2 separate regions of the Homo sapiens genome follow, and region 1 is linked to region 2. The links are chromatin contacts, found by Hi-C or POLR2A ChIA-PET in ENCODE. All regions are on one chromosome and are shown on one strand. The core of a region is the stretch at or near the end of the contact, and the rest is flanking DNA. Distances in the headings are between cores, read along the strand shown. Region 1 has its middle 25 kb from the start of TAF8. Region 2 overlaps TRERF1 (transcriptional regulating factor 1).

Evidence for each region. A loop is a pair of places that touch in the nucleus more often than their neighbours do. ChIA-PET counts read pairs that join two places held with the same protein, here RNA polymerase II (POLR2A). Pooled maps may share reads with other maps.
Region 1: a loop to region 2 is called in a pooled map, with 3 times the contacts of the local background. The contact joins two enhancer-like sites. A Hi-C loop is called at or near these places in 1 of 50 pooled maps. POLR2A ChIA-PET finds 5 or more read pairs at or near these places in 2 of 52 experiments (activated CD4-positive, alpha-beta T cell and activated CD8-positive, alpha-beta memory T cell).

What each region holds. Positions count from the first base shown.
Region 1 is chr6:42,023,113-42,028,833 of GRCh38, reverse strand. It overlaps a transcript of CCND3 not described here. Among named protein-coding and RNA genes, the nearest start is that of TAF8, 25 kb to the left of the region's middle. RefSeq lists enhancers at 160-209, 1-243, 1-283, 270-329, 570-629. Within about 2 kb of position 3,258, at least 8 of the 41 ENCODE cell types and tissues checked have a DNase peak (open chromatin) inside an H3K27ac peak, as active enhancers do.
Region 2 is chr6:42,364,801-42,370,330 of GRCh38, reverse strand. The region is part of intron 2 of TRERF1 (transcriptional regulating factor 1); the gene reads left to right. Among named protein-coding and RNA genes, the nearest start is that of TRERF1, 84 kb to the left of the region's middle. RefSeq lists an enhancer at 2,266-2,355. Within about 2 kb of position 2,555, at least 16 of the 41 ENCODE cell types and tissues checked have a DNase peak (open chromatin) inside an H3K27ac peak, as active enhancers do.

The sequences.
Region 1 (5,721 bases), core at 2,009-4,508, 340 kb after region 2:
TGTGCCAGACATTGTGCTGGGCTGGGTGCTTACCACGCATAATCTCATTCCTTCTTCTCAACAGCCCTGTTATCCCTACTGTGCAGATAAGGAAACTGAAGCTTTAGCTGAGTCATCTCCCTTGCTGAGGTCATCCCGCTCCTAAGTGCTAGAGCTGGGAACGGAACCCAGCTCATCTGTCTTTGGAGCCTGAGCTCTTTACCCATGCCTGTGGACAGCTTCAGCCTTCAGTGGCAGGGAGGCTGCTGGCGGAGGGCAGCTGCTTCCCTTGCCACCTTCTGCCATATCATGAGCAGGAAGGAAGATGAGGCAAGAAATAGCAGCCGACAGTGTGGCAACGGTGACCGTGGTGGTAAGGGTGTCCAACCCGGCAGAGGCGATGGGCAGACAAAAATGAGATGGGCACAGGAATTGTCTGAGCTGGAGGCAGCTGATAGATAGCACAGCTGTGCTCTCCACACCTCGCCCAGCATGGCCATCGCCGAACCCACTCCTCTCTCTCCCCTGATGTCACCTCCAGCTCTGCCTCTCTCTTCCTCTTTATGGCCACAGTTTCCTCTCCCCAGCTCTCTCTTCCACTCCTTCCCTGGCCACCCTCCACCAGGGAGGTCATCAGGTCTCCTCTCCAGCTGTGTCCTCCGTATTCCCATGCTTAGCATCATAGTAAGAGCAGCCACGATTTAGTGAGCACCTACCACATGCTAGGCACAGTGCTAGGGACTTTACAAGTTTGTAATCTTCTCTCCACAAACCTGTAAGCAATTTTTACCCCCATTTCATAACGGGCGGCCGGGCGTGGTGTCTCACGCCTGTAATCCCAGCACTTTGGGAGGCCAAGGTGGGCGGATCACCTGAGGTCGGGAGTTTGAGACCAGCCTGACCAACGTGGAAAAACCCCGTCTCTACTAAAAGTACAAAATTAGCCGGGTGTGGTGGCAGGAGCCTGTAATCCCAGCTACTTGGGAGGCTGAGGCAGGAGAATTGCTTGAACCCAGGAGGCGGAGGTTGCCGTGAGCTGAGATTGAGCCATTGCCCTCCAGCCTGGACAACAAGAGCAAAACTCTTGTCTCAAAAACAAACAAACAAACAAACAAAAAAAACTGAGGCTTAGAGAGGCTAAGAGATCTGTCCAGGGTTACACAGCTGGTGAGCAGTGAGGAGGAGATTTGGGCTCTGGTGTTAAGCCCACACACTTTCTGCCCTCCTTACCACCTTCCCCATGGGTTGGGTTGGCCTGAGTACAGTGGTTTCCTGAGCAGGGAAGGAGATACGCAATTGAGAAATGGTCAGTTCGAGGGAGGAATAAATTGGGTATGGTGAGAGAGACATTCACCTCCAACCTCATTTGGCATTAGGTGGGGGTGGAGTCGGGTGTCTTTTTTTTTTTTTTTTTTGAGATGGAGCCTCGCTCTCTCACTCAGGCTGGAGTGCAGTGGCGCGATCTCGGCTCGCTGCAAGCTCTGCCTCCCGCGTTCACGCCATTCTCCTGCCTCAGCCTACCGAGTAGCTGGGACTATAGGCGCCTGCCACCAAGCCTGCCTAATTTTTTTGTATTTTTAGTAGAGATGGGGTTTCACCGTGTTAGCCAGGATGGTCTCGATCCCCTGACCTCGTGATCTGCCCGTCTCGGCCTCCCAAAGTGCTGGGATTACAGGCATGAGCCACCGCGCCCGGCCTAGTGGTGTCTTAACCACCTGGAAGGCACTCAGACACTTGGGAAGCTGACCTGATGGAGGTGAAGGGCTGGAGACATGGATGAGGACAAGGCCCCTTTTTCACGCCTTTACCCATCAGCATCTTGGCACCAAAGAATGGGCTGGGATAGGAACTAGGGGAGGTTAGGCTGCTGTAACACAGACTCCAACAAGAGTGGCTTAGCAAAATGGAAATTTCTCCCATACAGATCCGGGTGGGTGATCTGACCCCTTGGTGGTGTTGAGGGCCCAAGCCCCTCCTGTGCCCTTGCGTGTGGGAGATGGCATCCCACCATGGCTGCTGGGTCCGTCAGCCAGCCAGTGGGGAGGGAGGAAAGTGACGAGAAAGAAAAGGCACTGCCCTTCCTTTTCAGAGCATGACCTCAAAGTTGCCAGATGACATCCCTTTGGTCACCAGCTGATCACATGCCACACTTAGCTGACAGGGAGTTTGGGGAACATACATAGTGGAGCTTCTAGTACCAAAGGTACAAGAAGGGAAAGTGGATTTTAGGGGACAGTTGGCAATCTTTGCCATGAGATCTAGATGAGAAGGGTATGGGGAGCCTGTGTCATGTGGGTGAGGATGGCTTTCCTATGGGGACCTGCTGGGAGAAAAATGTTCCCAGCTGGACTTCTTTTTGTGAGGGGCCTAGAGCAGAGGGACCAGAACCCCCTTGGCTAATGCCCTCACGCTGGACTCCCTCCCCTCTGGTCAAAGGTGGAGGGTCTGATTCTCCTTCGCCTTGACCAGAGGCCCCTTGGAGGTCATCATGGAGCCCTTCTTCCAGGAGCACCCTGTAGGATCAGGGTGAGGTTCATTGAGGAGCACCATATTTTCCCCTTGGCAGGGGGGCGGCGGGGGGAGAGGGTCTGTGCTGTTCTCTGATGAGGTAGAGGAGGGTCATGTCTCCATCCCTTAGAGAGGTCGTTGAGAAGGTCAAATGTAATGTGAGCAGGGTCGAGGCAGGGAGGTCAAGGTTTGTCAAAAATAGGGGAAAAAGAGGTTTATTTTCAAACGAGACCTAACAATTGACAGATAGCTTATCCCTTTGATCACCAGTTGGTCACAGGTCACATTTAGCTGACAGGGAGTTTGGGGAACATACGTAGTAGAGCTCTTCTCTGGAGGTGGGAATCTCCATGTGGCTAGAGGCTGACAGGCAGCCTTGTGGGTCCAGTGCTGACTCATTCATTCACTCACTCATTAATTCACTCATCCGCTCAGTGTCTGTTTATTAAGTGCTTACCATGGATACACCGGGTACCATGTTCCGTGTGTGTGAAAAAGGAAAGAACAAGATGGGCACAGTCCCTTACCTCTGTAGCTTATAAGCCTTGTTTTCCCTGGTTCCCTTTCTGCCTCCCTGGGGAGGAGAGACCAGGCCATCACAGCTCTGAGAGAGCCACCCTTGTGACTCAGAGCCCAAAAGGCCCTAAGGGAGCCCATGAATGCATCTGATAGGCCCTCACCTCTGAGCCCGCCATCGTGGGGCGGCCGGGGTGCAGGATGGGCCAGAGTGCCGGAGGGGAGGGCAGTGGAGCATTGGAGGTGCGGTTTCACTTCCCTCTCACACCAGGCGTGGAATCTGATTTTTCTCAGTTTGGTGAGGTGTGTGACTTCTTCTGTGAGCTGAGGGGAGATGTCTTCACTCACCCCTCCTCCAACTCTAGCTGTCCCTCCAGTGTTCCAGGTTGGATGGGATCTCTCCTTCCCATTCTTCCCATTACCCGTGGCCCTAGTTCACCAACTGCACCTCTTTGCTCCAGGAAAGAAGGTGGCGTGGCAATTGGAAATCTCTGTGGAGACACTTCCTCTGTGAGGCCTTGGTCTCTCAGACTTCTCCCTGGGGCTTGGCTTCCTGGGCCCCTCTTGGCCTTGCTGGAAGAGAGGTCCCCCTGCCCTGGCCTGCTCGGAGAGCTGTCAGGCTCCCTGTTTCCTCTCACAGTTAGATCCCAGACCTTCTGTCTGCCTGCGTGCATGGGTCACTCTCACTTTATTCCCCAAGGCATGGCCTCATGCAGGCCCTGCTTTCCTCCCTGGATTTCTTTTTTATTTTATTTTATTTGACTTTATTTTTTGAGATGGAGTCTCACTTTGTCACCCAAGCTGGAGTGCAGTGGCATGATCTCGTCTCACTGCAACCTCCACCTCCTGGGTTCGAGCGATTCTCCTGCCTCAGCCTCCCACGTAGCTAGGATTACAGGTGTGCACCACCACACTGGGCTAATTTTGTATTTTTAGGAGAGACGGGGTTTCTCTCTATTAGTCAGGCTGGTCTCGAACTCCTGACCTCAGGTGATCTGCCCTCCTCAGCCTCCCAAAGTGCTGGGATTACAGGCATGAGCCACTGCGCCCGGCCCCTTAATTTTGTATTTTTAGTAGAGACAGGGTTTCACCATGTTGGCCAGGCTGGTGTCAAACTCCTACCCTCAGGTGATTCACCTGTCTCAGCCTCCCAAAATGGTGGAATTACAAGCGTGAGCCACCATGCCTGCCCTGCTTGCCTGGACTTCTGAGTGGCCCCAGCCTCGCAATGTCACTTCATGCTTTCCTGCTACTGAACAGTGCCAGTGGCATGGCTAAGGAGAGGGACCCTCCTCATCACTGAGGGTGGACTGAGATCCTCACAAGATGCAGGTTCTCCTTCCATGTCACTGGAGGCGCATAAACCCCTCTGCCTCTTCCACACACCAGCTGTGTTATCAGGGTGAATTATTATTATTTTTTTTTTTTGAGACTGAGTCTTGCTCTGTCACCCAGGCTGCAATGCAGTGGCGTGATCTCCGCTCACTACAAGCTCCGCCTCCTGGGTTCATGCCATTCTCCTGCCTTAGCCTCCCAAGTAGCTGAGACTACAGGTGCCCGCCAACATGCCTGGCTAATTTTTTGTATATTTAGTAGGGACGGGATTTCACCATGTTAGCCAGGATGGTCTCCATCTCCTGACCTCGTGATCCACCTGCCTCGGCCTCCCAAAGTGCTGGGATTACAGGTGTGAGCCACCGCACCCAGCCATGGGGTGCATTCTTAACCTCTCTGTGCCTCAGTGCCCTTATCTGTAAGTTGGAGATAATAATAGTATCCACCTTACAGGGCTATTAGGAGGATTACATGAGTTGTTAGGAGGCTTTATGCACGTACAGCACTCAGAACAGTGCCTGGCCCTAATAAGTGTATGTATTAGGCTGTTATTGTGACACAGGTGTTTGCCTGATGTAAACACTGGCAAAACTTTTAGGCCCCAATGCTAGTATATCAACCTAGGGATATCTAAGCCAAATAAAATAATAAAACCTTCAGAGTCAGTCTTAACGTACAGATTCCCCCATTGTACAGTTAAGATGGTCAGTGACAGGGTCAGGACCCTGCTTGCATCCTGTATTTTTTGCTTTTAGTGTTGGATTTTGTACTTAGTGTTTAATAGATGATAGATGGCGGATGGATGAGTAGATACAGACTGGCATTCACAGGTACCCAAAGGATACGGCTACCCTAGTTATTATAATATTTAAATACTACCAGTTCTCGCTATTCTCACCAGTTATATTCTGTACAGTCACCACGAACACCAAACTGGTGAACACTGGCCCATTGCTCCTAGGGGAAATACAGGGTTAGGTTTCTGTGAGCCACTGGTCACAAGACTTTCATCAACTAATCAATACATAACTTTGTTTTCTGTGTGTTTCTGTTTGAAGACACCTTATTGAATATATAGTTAACTCATTAACATTGAACTCATGCCCCACAGCACGATACTTCATGCCCAAACAAACCTGATCTAATGTATTTTCTCTGTAAGGCGCATACAGTCATCTTGTACTTAGAAACATTCGCCAGCACGTCAGCCCTAGGCTCGGGGGCCATTTCAAACAGCGAAATCAACAAAAAACCCAGCAATGCAGAAAAGGTGGCACTAAGTAGACTGTGACAAGGACACTTGTTTACATTACGAGAGCTGAAACAGGCAGAGCACTGCCCTGTCCCACCTCAGCCAGGAACATGCATGTTGGGTGACTCAAA
Region 2 (5,530 bases), core at 1,306-3,805:
CACTCAGATATCGTTTACATTTAGAACCTGGACATGCATACTTCCCAGACAATTTTTTGTGTTTTTATAAATACAGAAGCAAATCAGAGATGCATTTTGTAACCTGCTGTGTGTATGTGTGTATGTGTGATTTGTGTCCATTGAAAAGAATATATGCTTTCCCAAATTCGAATGGTAGGGTATAAAGAGACCCCCCCTTCCCCTGCATCCATCCTTTACCCCCTAATTCTGCTCCTCAGAGGCAGCCTCTTTGAATAGTTGCTGGTATATCGTTGGTAGGGGAGACATTTAGAAGGGATAATGTGTGTGGAATAGCAAAACTGTTAGTATGGCTTGTACAGATGTTTTCATGTGGAGGTCAGGAGGAAGGTGAAGGGTAGGTTTAGAGGGACTGGGAAGTAGTTTGTGGTTACAGAAGAGACTTTCAGAAACTGGAGTTAGAGAAGGAGGAGACGGAGAAGTTTTTAGGCCTGGGTTTTGATTGGATTTGTCATAAGGAGCAGGGTGAGTGAAGGTGAATGCAACAGTGGGCGGGGCCAGATATTGTGAAATTTTACCTCCTGGGTGGAGACTGGGCCAGAGAGGGCAGCAGGTATGCAAATAGACAAGAGACACATCAGGAAGTGGTAATAGTATGATAACTGGTAGATATTTGTAAAATACCTTTGCTTGACAAAACAAAAGTTGGCAGCCCTAGTTAGTCCCCTCTTTTGTTTGTTTGTTTAAAAAAAAAGTTTTAGCAAATCTGTGAATACCAAAAACCTGAGCAAACGTGTAGAACCGGACTGGGTGGGGGTGCAGATTTTAGATTCAGTTCTGGTTTTGGGTCTGACTGACTATGCAGTTTTGGACTCCTCAGTTTGTTTGTTTGTTTGTTCATATTTTTTGAGTTGGAGTCTCGCTCTGTTGCCCAGGTTGGAGTGCAGTGGCTTGATCTTGGCTCATTGCAACCTCTGCCTCCCAGGTTCAAGCGATTCTCATGCCTCAGCTTCCTGAGTAGCTGGGTGGCACCTGCCACCATGCTGGCTAACTTTTGTATTTTTAGTAGAGACGGGGTTTCACCATGTTGGCCAGGCTGGTCTGGAGCTCTTGACCTCAAGTGATCCACCCGCCTTGGCCTCCCAAAGTGCTAGGATCATAGATGTGAGCCACCGTGCCTGGCCTCCTCAGTTTTTTTTAGATCCCAGCCTTCTTATCTGCAGATAAGCAGTTCTCAACCCTGTAGGCACATTAAAATCACTGGGAAACTTATAAAAGGAAACAGTTGATGTCAGAGCCCCACTCCAGACTGAATGTGTCAGAATCTTGGGGAGCCTGGGAATTTTTTTCAGAAATGCAGCTAACATTGGGAACCCCTGGATTCGGGTCATCTTAATTGCTCATTTTAGCCCTAAAATGTTACTATTCTCTGTATTGTATCATATAATTTCATTCCTTTCAGATACTGTGCACAAATGTCATAAACTTCTTACATACCAAGAAGTCATTTTTTAACTAAAAAACTCCCCATAATTCTCATTAGGCCTGTGATATAATGCCTATGTCCTGCAATCAATAAATTAGAATCATAAATGTAGTAAAACATCAAATAATTACTTTTTTGACCCAGAAGTCCAAAGCGTGGACTTTAATCTTTAATTTCTCATTCCCTCATTTTGAAAAAACTACTGCCTGGAGTCCTGGGGCCATCTCTATTTGTAAAGAAGACGCTGAAACATTGAGACATTACTGGAAGTGTCTTTGCTAGAAGAATTGTGTATACCGTAAGTTCCAAATTAGGAGGTCCAGTTTGGGGAAGCTTTATCGGATCTAAATTCTACATGGAGTGGGAGGTGTTTAGAGTCTTGGTGCTTGCTGTTTTATCTTTACCATTGAAGTTCTTGGTTTTGTCTCTTCCTAAATGAGTCATTTTTTTAAAAAGGAACCTAACTTGGGGGGGCGAGGAAACCACTGCGGGAGGTGCTGTGTGGGGGCGCCGAGGAGCCAACCATCAGGAGACTGAGTTTACAGCTGGGCCCTCCACTCAGGAGGGGTAGAGGGACCTGTCCTTGCTGAGGGTGACTCAGAGACAAGTGGGACATAACCTGGTTGGGGAGGTACAATAGGAAGGTATTGATGTTGTGTATTAATCTACCGAGTATTTACTGGAGCACAGCCACCAAGTATACTGCCTGGATGCAGGGCCCATTCCACGGGCACTTGGGAGATTGTGAACAATCTCCCAAGTTTGTCCTCTACTTGAGATGAGACACAGATTGTGTCCACATTTGCCTGCACTTTCAGATAAGTGAACTGAAGTTATCGAGCCCCATACTGGTGTGAGCAATGCAAGTAAAAATGTTAGGGCCAGGCAGGGTGTCAAAGTGGAAGGAGATGGCAGCTGAGGACCCCATTGTGGAATGCTAAAGGGCCCGATGATACAGACGCTGGCCGGGCAGCCAGATGGAGATCAGATCGGGGATGGGAGCTCTGCGGGACCTCTGTGTGTCACTTCCCCTTTCTGTGCTAAGATCTCCCAGCTGAAAAATGGTCCCCTGCTATACACCTCAGTCACCAGGCCCCTGCCAGCTGTTGGGAGTACCTGATGTCCTAGATGCCTGAGTGGGTAGGGGTGGGAGAGAGAGCAGGAGGGGGTGAGCAGAGCCTGGCTTTGGAAACCAGAGCAGCTCCACACATTTTGGCCCAAATCCCTCCCATGCTTGGGGTGAGGAGAAGCCCAGGGTAAGGGTGCCTCCCTACAGCCAGGAAGATCTTGGTGCGGTGGGAGTGTTGGCTCTGCACGCCTCTCCTCCACACAGAGCCCCCAGCAGGGCCGGATTTCATCTTTTCTCAGTGGCGTGCAGCCTCTTGCCATTGTGCATGCGTGTTTTCTAAGTTTGTCACAAACTTCCTGTTTAGGTACAATCAGAGGCTCGGAGCTTTGTGTGTTTTGAAACCCGGGCATTCACCGAGGTCCGGTGCTTCTCTCTTACCAGCAGTGGGGTGGCCTGTTTGTTTCTTTGCGGACTTCTGCCATCCTTCTTTGCAAACCTTCTTGCTGGGAAATGCTCTGTGGCCTCTGTGCTTGTTTCTGTTAGTAAGAGTGGAGAGAGCTGTGAGGTCTGAAGGCTGGAAAGGGGGAGGGGAGCAACACTGAGTGTGCCCCTTATGTAAGGCCAGGCCTGTGCTAGATATTATACTTCTATACACTTAATTTTATTTAGGCCTCACAGTCACTCATGCAGAGCCAGCCTCCAAGAGGTGAAGGCTGACCTGGCTGACGAGGTCAGGATTTGATCGCAGGCCTGACTCCAGTGCTCCTGTGACTTCAGCTAAGTCCTGAGGAGTACAATGCCCCTTTGGTTGCCCCTGGTTTGGGCAGATCCTGATTTCTTATGGGGCATCTTGGTGACAGCATCCCCTTGAAACCTGTGGTTTTCTCTCAGCCCCATGTTACCCAGATCTGCCTGTCTGCCTGGGGTGATCAGATGGCCCTTGAGTGTTTTGCTGATTTTCACCTTTCCCAGGCATCTCCCTCTTGTGGCTCTGGGAATCCCAGAATTGTTAGATGGTGGTCCATAGCTGGTGATCGAAGTGGATCAGTCCAGCTCCTCATTTCCCAAAATAGAATATTCTTTTTCCTGCTTCTGGTTGCCCAGTCCTGACTGTTCTGCCAGTCACCATGAGCTTCTCCACACAGCTGGATTTCTCACATTTCAAGCTCTCCCTTGAAGAAGGAAGAAGAGAGTATATCTATCTATGTCTACAAAAGCATGTGAAAGGGTGGTAAAGGAAGGACACCAAGACCTTGAATATGCAGGTGCAGGAAGAGGAGGGAGGAGCCAAACCCAGCCATCCTCCTCCCCGTTAGAGTGGATGTTAGGAGGTGCCGGACTCTGGTGCCTCCTGCACAGGAAGAATAGGTATGCCTCCCAGCTTCAAGAAGGCCCTGTGTCTCTTCACTTGGCCATCTTGGTTCTCCTACATTTTCTGAAAAACTTCTGGAATCATATCACCTGAGCATCAGAATTGTTCTGTGGATCAAATAACTGAGACACTGTGTTGAGCAGCGGGCAGTTGCAAGCATTGTCAATACACGATTCATTGCCCTCAAGAAGCTGGCAGTCCACATGGGCACAGGGAGCTCTTGCCCAGAGAAGCTAGATGCAGTGAGCTCAGAAGAGCCAGGAGAGCTTGGTAAGCTGGGTTGGTGCCACCCAGCAGACTGCAGGAGAGGGCTGGAGCTGGGTGGCCAGAGGGCAGAGCTGCAGGGGAGGAATGTGCTGGGTGTTAGGACCTTGACGGGGTGCATGGACTGGGCAGGGGATTACAGATGGGGTGAGCAGAGGTACGCATGGGAAACAAGATTGAAGAAGGAGATGTGCACCATTTATGAAGGATCCCAAGGGATGGCTGTGGAGCTTGGAATGTTCCTGTATTGAGGAGCCTCCAAAGCCAAAGCATGGAGCCGGGATTAGTAAATGCAATGCTGTAAGAAGATCCGTCTCGATTTGTGAACTGTAAATGGGCAGTGCTGGGAGGTAACTTAGGAGACATTTATCATGTCAAGAGTTAGGAATGAAATGTTGAGGACTTGGACTAGGGTGGTGGTAGTGTATGTAGAAAAGACGAGAGGGAAGTGGAAGGTTTCAAATCTTAGCTCTGCCACTTGCTACCTGTGTGCCCTTGAGCAAATTACTTCATCTCTTTCAACCTGTTTTGTCATCTATAGATAGAGGCTAAAAACACTTCACAGGACTCTTGTTTGAGGATTTTAACTTGTAACACACCCAGCACTTAGTAGGTGCTCAAGGAATAATGAATCTTCTCATGCGGGAAGAGGCATGGTTTTGTGACTGGGAGGGATTAGGGGAGTGGAGTATGAGGTTCTGAGTCTGGGAGCCCGGGAGAATGATGAAGCCTTCACAGAAAGAGATGGAACTGCTTGGGGCCTTTGAATTCAGCTTTAGGAACTTCTCCTCCTAAACCCTGGCTACTGAGGGCTGTCACAGAAAACCCCACATCCATGCAGATTGTGCCTCTACGAAACCACGGCCTCTGGCTAGAGCAGGGCCCTCTGGGATACTGGCCAGCAGCTGGCTGTCTCCAGTCAGGGTGTGGACTAGGGTGAGAGAGTAAGCCACCTAGGGCAGAAACGTCAGGAGGTGCTGGGTTTCAGGGCCACGCCCGCACTTGATACCCACAGTGGGACGTGCACCCCAGCCTCCTCTCCTGTCTGCCCTTCACCACTCAGGAGACAACCTGGCTTCTGTGTTCACTGAAAATATTACTCCACGGCGAGCCCACTCAGGTTCCCACCTGCCCTCCTGTGTGCTGACCTGCATCTGGGCTCGTTCCCACCTGGTTTCCTTGCACTCAGAGAAAGAGACATCCTTCCTCCTGGCCAGAGAGAACCCTCTCCCTGGACAGGGATCCCCATGCTTCCTGCGGCCCCTGGGACCTCACGCCTCAGTCCTGCAGCAGCAACTTCCTCAGCCCTTCACACCCCTCAGCCTTACCTTCTCTTTTCTCCTCCCCTTACAGATGGATG